Regions from separate parts of the Homo sapiens genome. Here region 2 is linked to region 1. A link is a loop called in an ENCODE intact Hi-C map of the cell type or tissue named here. Cell type or tissue: gastrocnemius medialis. All regions are shown on one strand. Region 1 overlaps LOC107987011 (a long non-coding RNA gene). Region 2 overlaps NAMA (non-protein coding RNA, associated with MAP kinase pathway and growth arrest).

Region 1 (2,500 bases):
GGATTCAAATCCACATGTGGCTCCTTGTTCAGCCCAGCTTCCTAATGCCAGGATGAGCTGCTCTTGAGGGGAAAGTCCTCAGCCAACCACATTTCAGTGACCCCTTTAACTGGATATTTCTGTCTTGGCTTCCATTCAGGGTTGGAAAGTTTGGACAGATCTCAATAGTTTATTGGGATCTCCGTTTTTCTTACATTTTGGATAAAATCTTTATTTGACATAGATCTTAATCCTTTATTGGCTTCAATTATTTATCCCTTATCTGTTCTCTTTCCTTTTTTTAAATGAAAGTGTTCAACTGAGTTTTCAGATGCTTTGTGACCTAAAAGGGACTGGGATCTGGTAGGAATCAAAGTTAATTTAGAATCTGAAAGCTCATGCCTATATTTCCTTGGCAGAATTGAAAGTGACTAAAAGATTCTGTCAGTGTGATTCAACCCAGCTATTTTGTAAAGCCCCGGGCATGGGTAATGATGGGGGCGGACACCCAGAAATAGCAGCCTCGTCTATCATGGATGCAACTTATCAAAGGCCACAGTCAATGAACAAACCCGCTCTACTTATGTCTACTTCTGCTAGAGTCAAGACATGCCCACAGATAAGGAGGGAGTTTTCTCAGGATAAGGTCAGAGTGAAACAACCTCCATCAGAGGAAAAGCTGATTCCTAAGAAGGGGGAAAAACAAGCTAATGTTTTATGTAAAAGACAAAACTGGAAGGTATTGGGCCCTATATATAGCTGCTTCTCTGTTAGAATTGCCCCAGAGTTATGCTGGGATTCCAAGAAGAAGTGATTCACCCATTCCGGTAGCCTCAGGGCTCTGGACCAATGGTCAAGGCGGGAATGTGATGAGTGATCAAGCACTCTGTAGCACCTTGCTTCTCTCTCAGGGCTTTGGCTGCATTCCCAACATAGGCATCTGAATATATGATAGAGAAAGATGTCTTCTGAACACCAAAGGACTGCTCTGTTCAGCTGGCCAGGAGAAACAGCTATTTGGCGTGTAAGGAGGACAGTGATGGGGGAGCTGATCTGAGCTGGGGCAGCTGATGTGACATCAGCTTTGGCAGGGGAGGTGCTGACAGCAGTGGTTGGGACATGGAATTGTGTTGACAGAAGTTGAATCAGCAGACACCAGAGCAGCAGGCAGGAGCTTGCATGAGTTGTCCCAGATACAACATTCCTCTCCCTGTGAACGTCCAACATGCATAATGTCTAGCTAGTACTAGAGTAAAGACAAATCGATGCCACCCACTACCAATGGAGGAAACCAGCAGCTGGCTCTCTAGCTTCGCTGCTTGCAAACTGCCTTTCAGAACCCAGCCATTCATAAGTAGTAGAATTTCTGTGTTCAGGCACACACACACAAAAAAAGGAACTACTGGCATTTTCATTACAGGTAGTCATTCATTTGGCAGCCACCATTTCTTTAAATGTAAGATACTTCTGATTGTAAGATACACAATTATTTCACCCACACTAGGAAAGAAAAATGCTGCCAAATAAACTATGACATATGAATGATTGAAAGATGGATCCTGATTTCAAATTTGTAAAAATAGGAAAAAATATGCATCTTTGAGCTGGTAAAACACAGTGTGCATCAGGCACTGGGCTAGGCATTGAACATAGGGCTGCAGACCAGATAGATATCAAGTCTGGCCTCAAGCAACGTATAGTCTGGTGGGATGATGGATGTTGACAAAGCAATTACAAGTGTGTTGCAGGGCCTGGAAGAGCATGGGGTCTTCTCCAAGGAAGTGACATGAAAGCTGAGACCTGATGGGGAGCAGGAGTTAGCTAGGTGAGGGTAAAGGTAGAATTTTCCAGGCAGAGGAATTAGAATGTGCAAAGGTTCTGAAATGGGAAAGTGTTAGTGTGAGCAAGGACAAGAGTGACTGGAAGCAGAGTCAGGCAGGGCCAAATCCTGCGAAGCCTCTGGCCCATGTTAAAGAATTGGGTTAATCTAAGAGCATGAGAGGCCACAGAGAGGGTTTAAGCAAGCGTGAAACAAGATCAGATCGTGTTTTTTAAAAAATCACTTTACTTGCAGTGTTGACGTGAGAGGAGCATAAGAACAGGTGCATGGAGATCAGCTAGGAGGTTTTTGAGACAATTCAGAGAAGAGAGGATAATGGTTTGTAATAGGTGCTGGCAGTAAGAATGGAAAGAAATGAGGCTGTAGCATACTTCAAAAAGGCCAACAATTTCTGTGATTTGTATGTCTGATTTTTTTTTTTTGTGGGAGCATGGGGTGGGAAAGATTCAATTGGTATCCAAAAAATATATATATATATGGACTAAAGAAAATTATCGCTGCAGACTGGAGCCAGCTTTTGATTTTCCAGTGTTAATTGTGACTTGTTTGGAAAATGAAATTCCCATAATTTGGATTTTTCTTTAATCAAGATACACTGCTATATTAGGGCAAAAATGAGCCCAGTGTTTCAATAATAAATCATCTCCTTCAAATTTATTTACTTATTTCTCTAGATATTAT
Region 2 (2,500 bases), 77 kb after region 1:
TGATGAGCCAGAGGGCAGGGGCAGAGCAGATGAAGGGACTCCATGAGAGCGCAGGGCCAGGGTGGGACGCCAGGGCCGCTAGTGTGAGGGCTACTGCTGGAAAGGGCCGCAGGGCCCGAATTGAATGTGGGTGTGCATGAGTGCATGTATGTGTGTTGGGCGTATGTGTGGATAGTGATGCATGCATGCACATGTCCTGGGCTGGGAGGAGAGGGCACTGGGTTAAAGGGTGACAGACTAGGGGATAATGAGGGCCCCCAAAGGCTTGGAGGGGAGACACACAGGCAGGAGTAGGTCTTAACACCCACATGGGCACTCAACCCTTGGCCATCTCTGTAGCTGCAGAAAGCAGAGCAGTGAGCTTCCCAAAACAGTTTTGTTGCCTTGGTCATGCATCATACTGGAAGGCAGCGCCTGCAGCAACTCCCAGCTGTCCAGCTCAGGAGTCCCGCCACTGTGCCCCAGGCACCTACTTAGCACGTGATACCAGAGACACAGACATGAAAACCCGGTCTTAAAAACAAAAACAAAAACAAAAAACTTGAATCAAACTCCTTTCCGGCACTTTCCACTGATTTTCTAGACGTTTGTCCTCTGTGCTCAGGGCTGAGGAAACCGGCTTGCCTGCAGGCTGGTCGTTCCAGGGGGTTCCTTTGAAAACTTCCTGCGGTGTCCAGGAGCGAGCAGCCTGCTGCACACAGGACGCAATGCCTGCTGAAATCCCAGATGAAAGTGAGCGGCATCGCCGAGACAAGGCTAGATCCTTTTCAGCACAGCGATCCCTTCCTTCCTCCTTTCCTCCCACAGCTCGGCTAGAGTTTTCTGCCCAGAGGAACTCTGTGAGAGCGTTTCAGAGCCATCCGGGCCGCTTGCCCCCAATAGGGCTACGCTGGCTGGCTGACCCCCCTCCTGCTGGGGGGTACTGTACCCACGGCCCGGGGCTTCTCTATCCCTCTCCTCCCCTCCCGCTGCTGACGCACGCTTCCTATAATAAGCCTCTGTTACTTGGAGCAGGGGCGGCTCCGTAGTAAGCCGAAACCGCTACTATATTTACACCCTTTCCACATTTAGACAAAGGCTATTTTTAACAGAAGGTCTATTTGTGGGGGTTGCCCACGTCACACTGTTCACATGCATCTCACCATCCTCAGTCTGTTCTTCTGATTTCACACTTGTACCGGGCCTCTCTCCTTCTCTCTCTCCCCTTCTCTCCATCATTTTTCTTTCGTTTATTTCTTCCTTTCTCCAATGTCCTTCCTTTCTTTAATCAGATTGAGGTCTTTGGCAGGCTATTTTGCCAGAGTCCTTCAGGGGACAGCGAGGCCCTGTCCTCACGGAGCAGAGTGGGCAGTGCGGCCACGTGCTGGGCTGTGAACTGTTCTTGGCACCTACTGTGGGGACCAGCAGAGACCCCAGTCCCCAGAGGCTCCATATGGGCCTGTTCTGCCTCCAAGTTTATGTGGGCAGGATGCTGGGATCATGACAGCCTGGCCTTTTCTCCTCATGCCAGTCTAGTTTTATTGGTGGGAGAGGAGAGTGTGTGTGTGTGTGTGTGTGTGTGTGTGTGTGTGTGTGTGTGTGTGTGTGTGTTGGGGAAGGGGTGGTGAGCAAGGTCAGAGGAAAATAAGTCAATGGGGTCATCATTCATGCAGAACACTTTTTCAACTTAAATATTAATTTTATCAGATTTGTCTAAGATGACAGAGTTTTTGTTTGGGTGAAAGGAGGTTTCATATTTCCTAGATTCATAATCCACTTAGGAAAAAGGAGGGGGGATGCACGGAGTTAGCACATATTAAGTGCCTGCTGTAGTCAAGCCCTGTTGGACACCAGGGACATCTGGACCTTGACAACGGAGCGAAGGGGTGGTCCTGCCTGCACCAGGTTTCAGGTGAGGAGATTGAGGCCCACAGAGATCCGGGACTGGCCTCACTTAGCTGGTAAGTGGCTGTGCTGGGACTTAAATCTATGTGTCTGGCTACCAACTGCATGCTGGCCCCAAATCTCAGACCTCCCCCATTGTTACTTTTTCGGCTCTCTAAAAAATCAGCAATCTTCATTAACACTGTTTCTGTTATTTTCTTTCCCTCGTTCTGCTCCTCTCCTCACCCTCCCACCCCAATGAGAAGAGACCTTTCCCACCTCAGAACCCCATCTGCACTTCCTTGGTCTACTTCTTCAGTTGATGAGTCATCTGAAATACAGACATGTCAGAATCTAAAAAGGACACCAGAAAAGGCCTTGTGGGCACTAAAGGGTCCCAGAGAAACCCCATGTTGTCAAATCCCATGTTTTTCCTCCCAACAGTCAATTTGGATTATAGCTTACTGCATTTTTGAGAGAGGAGAGCTGAGATTTGAATCCACATCAGACTGTGCTGGAAACAGAATACAGAGCCCATCGTAGGATGTACTTCCCTCTGTAGCCTAGTTTCTGAAAGTGTCATTAAACATGTGGGAACCAAATGCCCCCTGAGTCCCCATATTCAAGCCTTTAAAAT

Evidence for each region. Peaks named below come from ENCODE experiments on the same cell type or tissue, not always from the same donor. Only the 100,000 strongest peaks of a DNase experiment are listed, where the experiment ranks them.
Region 2: a loop joins it to region 1, with 5 times the contacts of the local background. A loop is called at or near these places in 19 of 110 quality-filtered maps.

The regions. Positions count from the first base shown.
Region 1 is chr9:99,444,101-99,446,600 of GRCh38, reverse strand. The region is part of intron 2 of LOC107987011 (a long non-coding RNA gene); the gene reads left to right. Among named protein-coding and RNA genes, the nearest start is that of NAMA, 70 kb to the right of the region's middle. In gastrocnemius medialis, no CTCF peak of the experiment used is centred here; DNase peaks (open chromatin) are centred at 840 and 1,100; H3K27ac peaks cover 1,419 bases.
Region 2 is chr9:99,367,052-99,369,551 of GRCh38, reverse strand. NAMA (non-protein coding RNA, associated with MAP kinase pathway and growth arrest) reads left to right here. Exons shown (of 6, transcript NR_102271.1): 4 at 1,744-1,891. The region is part of intron 2 of LOC124902232 (a long non-coding RNA gene); the gene reads right to left. Among named protein-coding and RNA genes, the nearest start is that of NAMA, 7.0 kb to the left of the region's middle. RefSeq lists enhancers at 1-463, 950-999. In gastrocnemius medialis, no CTCF peak of the experiment used is centred here; DNase peaks (open chromatin) are centred at 111, 421, 1,021 and 1,902; H3K4me3 peaks cover 918 bases; H3K27ac peaks cover 2,500 bases.